Linked DNA regions of Homo sapiens: region 1 is linked to region 2. Evidence: chromatin loops called from intact Hi-C (ENCODE). Cell type or tissue: Calu3. All regions are shown on one strand. Each heading gives the region's core, and the rest is flanking DNA. Links, peaks and the distances in the headings are about the cores only. Region 1 has its middle 270 kb from the start of KYNU. Region 2 has its middle 34 kb from the start of LRP1B.

Region 1 (8,540 bases), core at 334-8,333, 440 kb after region 2:
TGAAAATAGCCCTATATTGTGTTCTGTCTTACCCACTAGACAAAGGGCTTCATAAGATCAAGTGACCTGGATATTTGGTATGTGCTTGATCTGCATTGTAGGGATTACTGCCTTATATAGTCCAAAGGTCTAAGGAAGCACCAGGGATGCATTCACACTTATGTACACACTGATGTCATCAGATCTAGGTTCAATATTTTGGGAAGATACATAATATTCACTACAGAATAAAATCCACACCACAATTCTAATTCCCTAAATAAGATTATTTTCTAGAGCAAATCAGTGATGACAAAAAGAGGGGAAACAGAGGAAGGGAAGAGACAGTTCTAGGCATGATGCTTACACAATATTGTTTAATATTCACAACAGCCATATTTATAAATGAGCTAACCGGCTCAGAGAAGTTCAGTAACTTTCCAAAGTCACTTAAATTTGAGATTTGATCCCACATCTACCTGACTTCAAACTGTGTATTTCCCCAATTCCATAATGACTCAATACAATGAGAATATTTAGTATGTTAGTAAATAAAAATATTGTGAAAAATGGCATGTCCCACTTCCCCATTCCTTTCTCCTTGATGTGTTATTTACTTTTACATCAGGCAGGAATTGAATCCACCATTGCAGCAGTAAGTCCATCAGTTGATTTGCTTTATTAAATAAGATTGTAGTGCATGAGGGTCACTGATCAAATAATTCCCCTAGAGCTGGCCTCTGCAGTTTTCTTCTTTGGCTGGAAAAAGTCAGAGGGCAGAGCTGTCCTCATCCTAGGTAAACACATTTTTGGGAAATCACAGAGTTTAGGAAAATAGTAACCTCTCTTAAATGCATACCCAAATACTCTAAAAAGGAATATGTTCTGGTATTAACAGGAGAGAGGACACCCTTCTTTCTTCTGTGATCTTTTAGCTCCCTTTGCATTCCAGAAAACTCTCTGGGGGTAGTTTATTTCCTGTTTCTTCACTGGATGTCAGAGACATTTCTGATACCACAGACACTTCAAATATTTATTTATGTATTCATTCGCTAAATATATATTTATTGAATAAATATTTATTGGATTTTCAAATGCCAGAAACTTCAGGTATTGTGTACAACTGAGAATATATGTATTCCTCTCTTTCAATTTACAGTCAGGAAAAGGAGGCAGATAAAGACAGCATGAGGGCAGAGGAAAGAGCAGTTATTTCCTCTCCATCTCTTAAAATATGATGAACGAGATGAACAGATTTCAATGTTCCATTAGAATTTGCAACTTGAGGATATTGGGACAAAGATCACATCCAGAATCTTTTATTGGAGCAGTCTGCATTCTCCTTCTGCTCTCCCATCTTGGATTATCCTTGAGGCCAGAGGAGCAAGCCAAACTCTCTGCTCACTACCCACATGATTGCTACCAAGTTTGCATGAAATCTCATGTTTGTGATTCCGTCTAAGTAGCATGTTTTTTCCAGGCAGTAAAACTTGTTACCGATTTGGTGGAATAGGGATGAGACCAAGACAAAAATGTTTTATGTGTATTTTTAGGCTGAATGAGAAGTGGTGAGGTAGAAAGGCAGGCAGAAGGTGGCTTAAATTAAGGAAGACATTTTCTGATTACTGTCTCTGGGTAAAAATTGAATGCACTTCCCATGAGTCAACTATCCCTTTGTTTACCTGGGCACAAGCTGGATGCTCATCCAGCAGGGATGTTGTCAAAGGGTTTCAAGTTTTAGACAGAGAATTAGACTAGATAACTTCTAAGCAGTTATCTATCTTAAAATGCATAGAATTAGAAAATCAAGGAGTCCTAGTACATTACAGATTTAGGAAAACCTTTTCTCACTAGTACAAATGAAATATATTTTATTTAAAATTTGGGAGTGAAAGCATAATGCATTTGAAAGAATGCAGATATATTTCACTGAATTGGGAATCTCAAAGTATACAAAATGCTAAATTAAATATATTCAATAATCAAAATATCGCCTCATATTTTGTGTTGATATTTGCAACTTGATTGAAGCAGGAGCCTGGTTTTAATTGGAAAATTTGACAAACGAACTACGTTTAAAAATGTGGTATTTTTTTGACATTCTTCAATCAAGAGGTAAAATTTATGTCCTCTTCCCTTGAAACTGGGTGGGCCCTTTTGGCAGGCTTGACAAATATAATGTGATCAAAGTAATGTTGTGTGACTTCTGAGGCTAACCAAGAAAAAGCCACACACATTTGGTGTTTTGGGACAACGGGCCTGGTGGCAGCACAAAGCCTCATGTACGAAGTCCAACCACGGTGAGTGGTCATATGCAGAGACCACGTAAGGAGAGAGAGGGATGCCTGAGGAGACCTACATCAGATGCACGAATGAAAGAGCCTCCTGGGTGTCCCAGCCTCAGCTACTGTCTGACGGCTCCATCATGAGGTACCCTGAGCAAGAACTGGACTAGCTGAGTCCTGTCAATCCCCAGATTTGTGAGCAAAATGAATGATTGCTATTGATTTACGCCACTGTTTTGGGGTGGTTTGTTACACAAAAAATGAACAACTAGAACACACAAATATCCCACTACTGTGCTTTCCTTATATGATCCTTATCCATTGACTTGGAAACAGGAAAAATCCAATGTTTACTATTTTCAACTTCCCCAGCTCTAAATATAATTTTCCATTAAATTACTGGAGAAAGTATGTCTTTGGTGACTATGTGGAACTATAGTTCATATATGAATTTATATAAATAGACCTTGCCCTTTGCTATCAGAAAATTATAATCCGTGATGTATTAACCAATAAAAAGAATGTACATATATATAGATATAAATTATCCAAATATTAATCAAATTCCTAGATTAAAGAAAGTGATTCATTATGTGTAGAAATAGGACAAAAGAAACTTTGTAGTGCTGAAAAATACAAATGTCTTAGGTGTTAAGAGCCTGAAGATAAATCACTATCCCAAGGAGGCATGAATGTAGAAAGAATGAAGAATGAGCCAGTGCCCACAGCTGTGGATGGGAACATAACCCACAAGTCAGGCTACTGAAGAACCTCTTTCCTACCTAAGGTGTCCAGATGACACATACTTTTTGATATGTCATAGGGCTAACAAGCATTTAAAGAACTAAAAGCTCATTAGCCTTTTCAAATATTAGTTTGTAACATATACATGTTTACTAATTGTTATAGTAAATAGGTTACTGTTTACTATAGGTAAATAACAGTAATAGGTTACTATTCACTATAGGTAAATAACAGTAATAGGTTACTATTTACTATAGGTAAATAACAGTAATAGGTTACTATTTACTATAACAATTAGTAACCTAACTAATAGAGTAACCTATTTAACACTTGTTAGAGTCTAACTAATTGTTACTATTTACTCATTCTATTCATAGTCAAATATACTATTTTAATCGGTATTATCTTTGAGCAGTTACTTAAAATGTTGTTAAAAATCAGCATTTTAATGTCATAGTTTGTATGTTACAATGACAATAATAGCATTCATCATAAAAACATCAAAATATCCCATGCAAAAGCAATAGCAAAAAGTGATTATTTCTAATGTCCTCTTTTATAGATTATAGTTTCAGATTAAAGTAGAATAAGGTAAAATATACATACACTTGTTCATATAATAGTCAAGATCTTTCAAATCTATTCAAAATAAAATATGAACTTAACAATCCATCTTTACATGTGTTGTAAGAATAGTTGTATTATTTTTAAAATTAACTTTATAAAATGAACAAAAAATGAGAAAAATTTAAAATAATATCCATTCCTTTAAAAATATCTTACCAAAAATTGATACCTATGAACTTTAGTTTTCCTGTGCAAATCAATTTTAACTTGCACTATTGTATATGCTGTTGTATTTCATAAAATATTTTAATATAATCCTGTTGATTCTTTGTATTTTCCTTAAACATTTAAAAATTGGCTGGTGAGATTGGCTCTCATCAAAAGTGTCTCTGAGTTCTCATTGATTGTTCTATTTTTGGTAGTAGCAAATTTAAATAAAGACCAGTTTTTTTAAAACATGTAAAAATTTCTCACTTGAAAAATTGACATTAGCTTTTAAACCAAAATTTATTCTCAAACTAATTTTTAGATGATATCCTAAAACCCTTCTTTCATTCCTTACAGGCATGAATGAAATCTGTTTTATTAGATGAACAGGGGATTATTTATACCTGTAAAAATCACAAGGTGATAAATTTGAATAACGTCAAAGTTTAAATACCACAACCAGTGTTAATTACCCATCCCCAAGTGATTATTAGAATTAAAAAAGGAAAATAAAAACTAGAACTTTCATTCTTTGACATCTTGAGAGTATGAATTCTTCAGTAGAATAGTTAGTATAAGAGTGCCTCCAAGTGGCATTTGTCAAAATTCCACATCAAAAATTTAAATATCAGATCTGAAAGTTAAGCTTTAATAATAACAAACCCTGAAGGAAAGTTCTCACTCTTTTCTTTCTGCTTATTTATAATCTACTCTTCATATATATGATTTCAGTTTATTATGAATCCCTATGTGTCATTAAATATCCACACTTCAGCTCCATTAATTCTCAGAATTCTAGGTAGTTTTTTAATACCTTAATTATGCTGCCTTGACACAGTGTTTTGGTGTGTAAGTAATTATTTCATTTCCATAAATTGTACAGTAGAATCTGTTTTGTTTAGCTGTACTATATCTTTCTTTTCAGTATTCTCTTAGAATCTTTTCCATATTTGCTGGATTGTAGAGGATAAGAGGGACAAGAGACTTCTTTCTTAAACATAGAATCTTAGAGTTATAGGATAATGTAATTCCATTACTCCAATTTTAACATTAAATCTAAGAATTTAAGAAATTTTCCCATGGCCATCCCGGTTAGTGACTAAATTAACAGAATCTGGTTCCCTGGACTTTTCATTCAGTATTCTTTCAAATATGTTTACTATAACACTTAAAAGGGAGTTCTTCCCTATACCCCCAAAAAATGCACTTTTAGTACATGATCTTAAAACTCAAACTCTAGAATATCAAATACAATTTAGAAATTGCCTAAGGCAAAACGTGTTCAGGGACTGACAAACTGATAGCTTCTCAATATATTTTGTTTCAATTAATTAATATGTAGAGTTTTGGAATTACCTCAGTTTTATGTCACTGAAATGTTTAAATCAGTAGAGCAAAAATGATCTTAGGAACGTCATAAACAGGGTAATTGAACTTATACTGTAGAGACTGAGATGTATGTGTTTTGCAAAGGTGACACTTGTAGTGAAGCTCATTTTCAAACTAGTTTCATTTGTAAAAGCTATTTCCATTACTTTGCCACTTTTTCATAACATTTATTCTAAATTTCTTTTTTTACTGTTTATTTTCCCTTCTTCCATTTCATATAAATGATTCCAGTAAGGCATTCTTCTCTCTTTTCCCAAAGGTGTCATATGGATGCTATTCTTTCCTAATTCTTATTCCTTTTTCACTTTTTAATTGCCTTTTATGGCACTTTTTCTCTCTCTCCTGCCACTTCATCTACAGCTTTTTTGGAATGAGTTAGCCAACATCAATAACAAAATTTAAAGTTCATTCTCTGAGGAGCTATAATGTAGATATATCTGGAGCATTAAGTATAGAAAAGTGCATGTAGATTTTCAGATAGATATGTAGATTTCTGTGTATGTATAATTTGAACTACTAACTTTTTAAACCTTTGAATGTAATGCTGTAATATCTATGGAGCTGTTATCCTGCAAAATTAGAATACAGTGTTTTAATTTAATAGTTACTCTTACCTATTTCCAGACTGCCTTTAAAAGATTGAACTCACAAGCTATAGTTTCCATTATTTTCTTCAGCTACATCCCATTGGAAAAATTAAATGTGTTTTAACTTTCTTGCCAAGATTCTACTTGTTTAAGATAGTTTCCAGCAGTGACCTTTTTTTAAGTGGTGTTTTTAGTATCTGCCAATCTGAGTTCATGTCAGAATGTCATTAGTGTGCTATTCACTCCGTCTCTCAGATCATTAATGAGGTTTCAAGTAAGACCAGGCTGACATACATCGCTATGACACTCAGCGAACATGACACTGTTTACCATCACTCTTTGATTCAAGCCCATCGCCCAGATTTTAAACATTATGACAATACTCAATGCAAAGCCTGTTTAAATTAACTTCTCTGAATAAAATTTCCAGCTGAAATTTAATGAGATACAACAAAACATGGCTATATTTAATACAATAAAATTTTCAACATGTCTACAGCTGTTAATCTTGTTTATTTCTCCCATGATTAACTATTCATATGTTTATTTTTCCCATAGTGAGTCTGTCAGATATTTTCCTTGATATTTGCATCAATTTTGTTAGTGATACATATGAACTTTCATAAATACTTCAATACTTGTTGGTCTGGTAAAGATTATTTAACTTTTTACATTGAAGCCAAATAAATTCAGATGGTGTACATATATAAGAACAAAATACATTTAATTATAGAATCCAAGTTAATATTTTATGAAATTTTTGATAACTTATTCCCAGAATTGGAGCAAGTGATAAACTAAAAATGAGTAAACTATATATTTTTTTGGTTTTATGTTAATTAAATACAGCAATAGACAAAATCATTCTTAAAAGATGAAAATCCCCACAAATCTATAAATTAAACTGTTATAAGATATTTTATTAGGTCTAATAATAATTTATTTATATTTGCCTGCTTTATAATGACATCTGACTATCTGCTTTTCAACCAGTTGTCAATATTTTATGCTACATATAGGGAAAGTTATAAAATTATCTATATGTTTAATTCACTTTAACTGGGAATAATCAAGGAAAATAATGTAAAAATGAAGGTAATCAGAAACATCTGCATTTGAAAATTATGGTTGCTAGAAACTATTGAATAATCACTATTTGGTGATTGGTCCACAAAAGTCCTAAAATGTGTATGTATACTATATCATCCTAGCTAGATTGAAAAACACTGAAGGCAGGCATACATGCTATTCAGTAATAAACACTAACTCAATATTTCCCACAAAATAAATATTATTTTCTAACTGACTGATGTTAAGGAGCTGTATTACCCACAACAGTATGGTCCTTGTGATAAATTGCTTCAGAATTACCAGATTTTGTCTGTCAATAACTGAAATAGAATCTCTGAGATGGGGCCAACTACAAGCTGTCCAGATGAGTTGTTTGCAGTCAACAGTGCTTGAGAACCATTGTCCCATAAACAACATAAGCAACAAGAAAATAAATGAAAGAAAAAAACAATATTTAGATGCTCTCCAAAGGCACATGATGAAAAAACTGAAGCAACATTTGTATTGAGCTAAGAGACAATTACTTCAAAGAATGTTTTTGAATTGGTTATCAGCATTAATAAAGTCTGATGGCCAGACAATTGCTCGATTTGCCTGATTATGTCACCTATGTTGACTGAATATGATATACAGTATAAGCTATTTAATCACATAATCAAGGTGTCAGATTATAAACAATATGCCACAAATTAAAATGAAAGTGAAATAGCTAAAAAATCAAAAAATATTTATGTTTATTACTTTAATAAATTTCTGTTTGTCTCTTATGTTTAACCAAGGTTTAGATACATTCATATTGGTAAAATTGATGCCAACCATTGATCTAGAAACCTAAGTCAAAACACCTTCCACAAAAAAGGACTCTAAATCTTTTGACTAACTGCTTTTATATTTCAAAATTAATATTCCCAAATGGAAGCTACCTGATTTCTCTATTAAATTAGGATAAATGTACAGTGCAAATTTAAGAACATGTTTTATTAGTTAATACTGTATGCTTGAGAGGAATTGTGGAGGCAACATGGTTTAGTGAAGAGTGTGGATTTAAAGAAGGATACATTTATGTTTTAATTTTCATTATAGAGCTTGTTGGTGCATGACTTAAGCCATGTTATTTTAACTTGTCTTTTCTAAAACAAAATAATAAAACTTACATGGAGTGGGGAGGGGTTCCAACACAAAACGTGATTAAATTGAATCATAATACAATGTCTCAAATCTAGTGGAGTCTTCACAAATGGTTGCTATTACTTTCAATCTATATAACTTTTTTTTTTTAAAGAAACATAACTTTGTTATTTCTTTTTATTTTTCTTACTTTTACTATGGCTTTCATTCTTTGTGTCTGTGTGTGTGTGTTTCTTTTTTTTTTTATTATACTTTAAGTTTTAGGGTACATGTGCACATTGTGCAGGTTAGTTACATATGTATACATGTGCCATGCTGGTGTGCTGCACCCACTAACTCGTCATCTACCATTAGGTATATCTCCCAGTGCTATCCCTCCCCCCTCCCCCCACCCCACCACAGTTCCCAGAGTGTGATATTCCCCTTCCTGTGACCACGTGATCTCATTGTTCACTTCCCACCTATGAGTGAGAATATGCGGTGTTTGGTTTTTTGTTCTTGCGATAGTTTACTGAGAATGATGATTTCCAATTTCATCCATGTCCCTACAAAGGACATGAACTCATCATTTTTTATGGCTGCA
Region 2 (8,540 bases), core at 79-8,078:
AATAAAGACAAAAACCACACGATTATCTCAATAGATGTAGAAAAGGCTTTCAATAAAATTCAACATTCCTTCATGTTAAAAACTCTCAATATACTAGATATTGAAGGAACATACCTCAAAATGTTAAGAGCTATCTATGACAAACCCACAGGCAACATCATACTGAATGGGCAAAAGCTAGAGACATTCCCCTTGAAAACCGGCACAAGACAAGGATGCCTTTCTTACTACTCCTATTCAACATAGTACTGGACGTTCCAGCCAGAGCAATCAGGCAAGAGAAAGAAATAAAGCGCACTCAAAAAGGAAGAGAGGGAGTCAAACTATCCATGTTTGCAGGTGACATGATCCTATATCTAGAAAACCCCATCATCTTAGCCCAAAACCTTCTTAAGCTGATAAGCAACTTTAGCAAAGGCTCAGGATATAAAAATCAATATGCAAAAATCACTAGCATCCTATACACGAACAGCAGTCAAGCGAAGAGCTAAAATGAATTTCCATTCACAATTTCCATAAAAAGCATAAAATACCAAGAAGTACAGTTAACTAGGGAGTTGAAAGATCTCTACAAGAAGAGCTACAAACCACTGCTCAAAGAAATCAGAGATGACACAAACATATGGAAAATCATTCTATGTTAATGGATAGGAAGAATCAGTATCGTGAAAATGGCCATACTGCCCAAAGCAATTTATAGATTCAATGCTATTCCCACTAAACTATCATTTACATTCTTTACAGAACTGGAAAAACCTATTTTAGCATTCTTATGGAACCAAAAAAGAGCCCAAAAAAGAGCCCAAAGCATCACATTACCCAACTCCAGACCATGCTACAGGGCTACAGTAACCAAAACAGTATGGTACTGGTACAAGAACAGACATATAGACCAACGGAACAGAATACAGAACTCAGAAATAAGGCCACACACCTACAACTATCTGATCTTCAACACACCTGACAAAAACAAGCAATGGGGAAAGGATTCCCTATTTAATAAGTGGCGCTGGGATAACTGTCTAGCCATATGCAGAAGATTGAAACTGTGACCCTTCCTTACACCATATACAGCATCAACTCAAGATGGGTTAAAGACTTAAGTGTAAAACCCAGAAGTATACAAATCCTGGAAGACAACCTAGGCAATACCATTAAGGACATAGGCACGGGCAAAAGTTTTATGACTAAGACGCCAAAAGCAATTGTAACAAAAGCAAAAATTAACAAACGGGATCTATTTAAACTAAAGAGCTTCTGCACAGCAAAATAAAATATGAACAGAGTAAGCAAACAATTTACAGACTGGGAGAAAATTTTTGCAAACTATGCATCTGACTAAAGTCTAATAATCAGCATCTATAAGGAACTTAAATTTACGAAAACAAAAAAAAAACATTAAAAAGTGGGCAAATGATATGAACAGACACTTTTCAAAAGAAGACATACATGTGGCCAGCAATCAAATGAAAAAAAAAAAAAAACTCAACATCACTGATCATTAGTGAAATGCAAATTAAAACCACAATGAGGTTGGACGCAGTGGCTCACATCTGTAATCACAACACTTTGGGAAATCAAAGAGGGCAAATCAATTAAGGTTGGGAGTTCAAGACCAGCTTCGCTAACATGGCAAAATCTCATTTCTACTAAAAATACAAAAATTAGCCAGGCATGGTGGTGTGCACCTGTAATTCCAGCTACTCAGGAGGCTGAGGCACGATAATCACTTGAATCCACGTGGCAGAAGTTGCCGTGAGCAGATAGTTCCACTGCACTCCAGCCTGGGCGACAGAGAGAGACTCTGTCTCAAAAACAAACAAACAAACACTGTGAGATACCATCTAACACCAGTGAGAATGACTATTATTAAAAAGTCAAAAAATAACAGATGTTGGCAAGGTTGTAGAGAAAAAGGAATGCTCATACACTGTTGGTGGGAGTGTTAATTAGCTCAGCTATGGTGGAAGACAGTGTAGTGATTTCCCAAAGAACTAAAGACAGAAATACCATTCGATCCAGCAATCCCATTACTGTATATATATATCCAAAGGAGTATAAATCATTCTATTATAAAGACACATGCACGTATATGTTCATTGCAGCACTATTCACAATAGCAAAGACATGGATCAACCTAAATGTCCGTTAGTAATAGACTAGATAGAGAAAATATAGTACATATACACTATGGAATATTATGCAATCATAAAAAGGAATGAGATCATGTCCTTTGCAAGGACATGGATGCAGCTGGAGGCCATTATCCTTAGCAAAGTAACACAGGAACAGAAAACCAAATATCACACATTCACACTTATAAAGTGGGAACTAAATGATGAGAGCTCATGGACACATGGAGAGGAACAACACACAATGGGGACTTTTGGATGGAGATGAAAGGAGAGAGAGGAACAGGAGAAACAACTAATGGCTACTAGGTTAATACCTGGATGATGAAATAATCTGTACAACAAATCCGCACGACACAAGTCTACCTATGTAACAAATGGGCACTTATATCCCTGAGCTTAAAATAAAGTTAAAAAAATCAAAAAATTAAGTGTACATGCTTATGACAAAGTAAGACCCCTTGCCAAGAATCTCTTGAAAATCATCCCAAAGAGACACATACAAGCATTTTTTTATCACGACATTGTTTACAACATGTAAAATTTCAAAGCAATTGAAATGTCTAATAGAAGAATATGAGCAAATAAAATTAAATCTGTTCCTACAATTAAATACTATATGTTACTTGTAAGAAATAAATTACATCAATATATAACCGTAGATTTCAAAAAAGAATATTGAGAGAAACGTGATTTCTAGAAAGTATATAAAAATGACTACATTCACTAATATAAAAAACATATCAAAAATAATGGGAAAATTAAAATGTAGGCAGCAGTACTTTTAAAAGAACTAGAAGGCTATTAACTTAATATATGCCAGTGGTGACTTCAGAGAAAGACAAGGCAACTGGCTGTAGAGAATAAGAGAAATTCTAACTTTACAGTATTTATATACAAAAATTAAAGCAAATACAATAAATGAATACTGTCAATATTAGGTTTTGGTTGTATGGGTGTTTATTATAAAATCTGCATTTTGAGTTTGCTGCATTTTTTATTTGCCTGTGTTTTTTAATTAAAAAATAAAAGCATATTAACATCATCTCATTATAGGTCTATAATTTCTACCCTTTGATTGTTTTTCTTGTTGTTTTTGGTTGTTTTTTATCCTGACAAAGAAAAGTCATATATAAATGCAAGGGTCAACAGTACATCAGTTCACCTCCCTAAACCTTGAGGGATAGGATTAGATGATTTCTTAGTTCCCTCCTAGCAATATGATGCTATGAAATCCTGCAGGAAGCAGCATATTTCTTTCACTACAAGGAGAGCCTCTCTCAAACAATTAATAATAGGTTTTTTTTCCTTGTGGTAAGCTCCTTTATTTTTATTATCTTCATATAATACCTGACCTGTCTGTGTATGCCAAATACTGCTGTGAAAATGAAAAGACCCTTCTAAGTGCGTAGCATCCTTATAGGATTCATGGATGTGGAGGTGTTTAAATACTACCAGAATTGCATTGGAATAAATAATGTTCACCTTGACTGTGTTTAGAAAGTAGAATTGTTTTGTCAGCACTCTAGGTAAGTATTTGAGTGAAAGAAAGCTTAAAGTTGAGGAACAGCTCAATAAACAATGCGCAAATGAAACAAAAACAGAAAAAACAAAAACAAAAACAATCAGAATCTAAATTAACTCCTTATTCAAGAACTTGTGGGAAATGCAAAGAACCATTCTTAGGTGTAAAATGCTTGACTTAAAATGAACAGATGAATTAAATGATTGGAGTGAAGAAGAATCACATGGGAAAAAGAATGATCCAGTGTTAACATTACTTCTCGAGAGAGTATGACATGGTGCTCAAGAGAGAGATTTTTATTGCAAAGGAACATGAATGAGACTTTGAGGTGCTATGAATATTCTGTACTTGATGCAAGTATAAATTATATGGGTATTTGCCTTATAATGATTTGGTAAATTATATGATTATGAACTATCCTATATAAAATCTTTATAGATAGATATGCATATATATGTATATACAAAGTCATATATGACTTTGTCATATGTGAAAGTATATACACAGATATATCTAAAGTACATACATAGATATATCTAACTGTAGAGTGAAAATTTTAAAAAGCATGTTTCCTTCACAGGTTGTCAAATGTTAAAAAAGAAAATGAAAAATTTGATGAAGTAGAAAAACAAGGTGAATGGCCACACATTGCGGGTTAGAATATAAATTGGTATAACCAATTTGGGACAATTATTTGGCATCGTTTTAATAAAATGGAAAATGTATGTTGATTTCAACCCAGCAATTTCTCCCAGATTCTTACACTTGTGCACCCTCCCATTGTGCAGCCTCATCTCTGAGTGTCCAAAGTAAACTGCCCTTCATGTCATTGGATTTTAGTAACCTGACACTGGAGAGGAGGCAGATGGAGTAATAAGGGAAAAGTTAAAAATAACAATATCTGAGTCTCAGCTGTAGATCCATAAGTGCTTGGTTATATTTTAATGGCTAATTTACTTGCATTCATCTTCCACTTCACTGAGCCAGGAATTAGGTCTATGTAACAATCATATCTTTCATGTCTATAATATGTATAGTACATAATAAGTTTTTAGTAAATTATGTATAAAATTCTGAAAAAATATTGAGAGAAGAAGCATGAAGGAACATGGGCACAGTGTGGCTTTAACTCATTGTGGCCTCAAGGGAGCAGTGTTTCTGAGGAATTAGGACAACAGTGGTGATGGAGGTGGAGAGGGAAAGTCCCTGCCGTGAGTATCTGGCTCATGGTGAATCCCAGGAGATTGGTGATGACTTCATGTAACTTCTCAGACAGGAGAGGACTTAGCATTGATACCCTTGAGTGGCACTGGAGCAGATAAAGCACCACGGCCTTGAACTGGAGAAGCGAGCACAGGAGACAGCTGCTGGAGATATGACTGAAGGGGAACTTGCAGCTGGGTATGAGACCAGAATAGGCAGAAAATGCAAGGGCAGCAAAGAGACAGGTTATTTAAGTATAAAGGCAACGTGTGATTTTATAATGCAAAAATGCATCTAAATAATATAAAGTAATTTTCTTTAATAAACAAAGTCTGAAATAAGCCCTCACTAAAATATTTTAGAGATATATTGCTATGCTTTAACGTAATGCACTGAACATAATTTAAGCTATTTTAATAATCCAAGGAATTCATTTTAAAATATTATTTACTCTATTTTATTATTTTCATTCCCATAGTAAATATTGAAATAGTGTTACACCTTTTAAACTAAATGGCCTGAGATGACCTAGATACGTAGGCCTTTAAAATTTTTGTACTAATTTTGTCCAGTTTTATGTGCCGCTATTAACTGACAGCTACTTGTTCTTTCTTCTATCTTTGGGAACTCGCACACATTTTTTTGGTCCTCCCCCACCTCCTAATGTATATCTAATTATATTATTTAATCTTTCTAATCTCTTACAGACTATGAAATCAAATATATCATATATTTGTTATAAATTTTCAATAGTAGAAAAAATAATGATTTAAATAAGAGATAAAATGGCTCCTTTTTCAGAATCAGCAATAGTATGACAGGTATATGAAAAGGTGTTCAGTGTCTCTAATCATCAGGAAAATGCAAATCAATACCACAAAGAAGTATCACCTCACATCTGTCAAAATGCCTATTATCATAAAGGCAAAAGATAGATGTTGATGAGAGTGTGAAAAAAAGATAACCAACACTGTTGGTGGGAATATAAATTGATACGGCCATTATGGAAAACAGTATGAGGTTTCTCCAAAAATTAAAAGTAAGACTACCAGATGACTCTGTAATTCCCCTTCTGTGTAAATACCCCAAAGGAAATAAAATCAGCACCTTTGTACCAGGGGCAGGGCAATGTGGGGGAGGGAATCAGAAGATGTAGGTCAAAGATAGAAAGGTACAGTTATGTAGGATGAATAAATTTACAGACATAATTTTCAGCATAAGGAGTATGGTTAATACTATTTTATTGTATGCCGAAAATCTGCTGAGCAGAGTTCAGGTGCTCTTAATACAAAATAAAAGCATGCATGTGAGGAGACGGACACGTTAATATGTTTGACTGTAGCAATCATTTCATTGTGCATATGTTTATCAAAACATCATGTGGGTATGCCTTCAGTATATACTATATAAAATTTTAGTAAAAGTAACAGCTATGGTATTCCCCTTCCTGTGTCCATGTGATCTCATTGTTCAAGTCCCACCTATGAGTGAGAACATGCAGTGTTTGGTTTTTTGTCCTTGCGATAGTTTGCTGAGAATGATGGTTTCCAGCTTCATCCGTGTCCCTACAAAGGACATGAACTCATCATTTTTTGTGGCTGCATATATTCCATGGTGTATATGTGCCACATTTTCTTAATCCAGTCTATCATTGTTGGACATGTGGGTTGGTTCCAAGTCTTTGCTGCACTGTTGTGGGGTGGGGGGAGGGGGGAGGGATAGCATTAGGAGATATACCCAATGCTAAATGACGAGTTAATGGGTGCAGCACACCAACATGGCACATGTATACATATGTAACAAACCTTCACGTTGTGCACATATACCCTAAAACTTAAAGTATAATAATAATAAAATTTAAAAAAATAAAAAATAAAAAATAAAGAGGCATGGAAAAAAAATAACAGCTAGAATTTATTAAACACTTATTAAGTGCCAGGCACTGTTCCAAGTTTTTCATATGTGTTCTTGAACTTAATCTTCCCAATAAACCTTAGGTATTATTTCCATTCTCACTTTTCAGATAATGACACTGAAGAACCAAAAAGTGAAGTTACTAGGTCAACATTACACATATGGTAAGTGTGTTTCAAACTTGAACAGTCTTGATCCAGTGTCTTGAATGGCTTTCTTCTCTTTTATAAATAAAATATAGGAGCTGAGTACAGCATCTCCCAACTGTTCTAATTATGAGGGTTTTTTTTTCAGAATTTTTAAAAGTTTACTATGATAAGAACTGCATTTATGAATCTTTTACTAAGAAAATATGTAACTGTAATATAAAGACTCCAAGGTCATAACCAATTTACACCTCTCTGGAAACAGAAGTTACTAAGCTATAACAATGCAAATCCTCATCTTAAGATAGTCTGAAATCTTACTGTATTCCATAATTAAACTCTACATTGCCAAGGACATACACTCTCTCAGTCTTATTCTGTCTGTTTTACTGAAAGAGTGACATGCCCTCTTCTTAGTGAAGTAAGGCAGCAGGTCTGACTGGTGTACCTAAGCTGAATGATGGAATTAAAGCCGAATTTCCATCACTTGAGGTATTTTGGTTACTCTTTAACCCCTCTGTGAGCCCTGAGTTCTCTTGAGATAAAGATCTGCTTGCCATTTTAATGCCAGATGATGTCCGCACGTCCGGAAGTGATGAGTACGACTTTATAATCACTTTTTCCCACCATAGTACCATGTGACACAGCAATCTCCCTTCTGAATGTGTACCCCAAAGGAAATAAAATCAGCATGTTGTACAGATATCCGTGCTCCCATGTTCATTGCATCATTATTCATAATAGCCGAGCTATGGAAACAACCTAAGTCTCTGTCCAGAACTAGTAGATAAAGAAAGAATAAAAGAAAAATGAACGAATTTTAGAATCACATTTGACCCAGAGACGTAATATTTCCCTTTCTGTTCCCAACATCACATTCTGACTTGTTAATGTCAGAAATTAGAGCTCAAAAATCATAGGTATCAAACAGTAAGCATGAACTTCTATGACTTTGTGTACATAGATGCTTTAAAAAGACAGCAAGGCTATTGCAAGTTTTGGGTTTCTTAGGATACTAAAGATTCAATTATAAACTATAAACCGTTGAAAACAATTCATTTCCTTGGAAGTAGAATACAAAATGCAAGATTAATTTTAATTATCTAAAAAATATCTTTATTCTATAATGTCTTTCTTGTGACTATCTAAACAAGAATTTTAAAAGTACCTGGAGTACAGAGACACAAAGAAGACAATTTAATAATATCTATTGTATTCAATAGATATTATTTTGTTAACACAAAATAAGAGTTATAATTAGCTTGATCAACTCACTTAATATTCTTTTATTCCCTAATTTTATTGTAGATTTATCTTCCCACGTGCTTTCATAAAATGTGGACTATGAAAAGTATAAGAAAACCTACATATACACTTGTATTTTCAGATCTCAAAAATATTTGCTTTAGAAGTATCTCTAGCTACCGTGTCAATGAGCCTTATGTGTTACATAAACATACAATTTGAAATAATTCTGAGAAGATTTGAAAGCCCATCAACAACTGTAATACTTTTGGGTAATTTTGTTTTTAAAAGAAAAGGTCTTTAAAAACCTTTATTTGTGAAAGTAGTAATAGTCACTCCCACAGAAGAGCCATTAGCGAAGATGCCATTGAATGT

The links. Hi-C counts contacts between places; a loop is a spot of excess contacts. Peaks named below come from ENCODE experiments on the same cell type or tissue, not always from the same donor. Only the 100,000 strongest peaks of a DNase experiment are listed, where the experiment ranks them.
Region 1: a loop joins it to region 2, with 7 times the contacts of the local background. A loop is called at or near these places in 13 of 110 quality-filtered maps.

The regions. Positions count from the first base shown.
Region 1 is chr2:142,599,591-142,608,130 of GRCh38, forward strand. No RefSeq gene overlaps it. Among named protein-coding and RNA genes, the nearest start is that of KYNU, 270 kb to the right of the region's middle. In Calu3, for the core only: no CTCF peak of the experiment used is centred there; no DNase peak of the experiment used is centred there.
Region 2 is chr2:142,161,091-142,169,630 of GRCh38, forward strand. No RefSeq gene overlaps it. Among named protein-coding and RNA genes, the nearest start is that of LRP1B, 34 kb to the left of the region's middle. RefSeq lists an enhancer at 4,837-5,046. In Calu3, for the core only: no CTCF peak of the experiment used is centred there; a DNase peak (open chromatin) is centred at 4,831.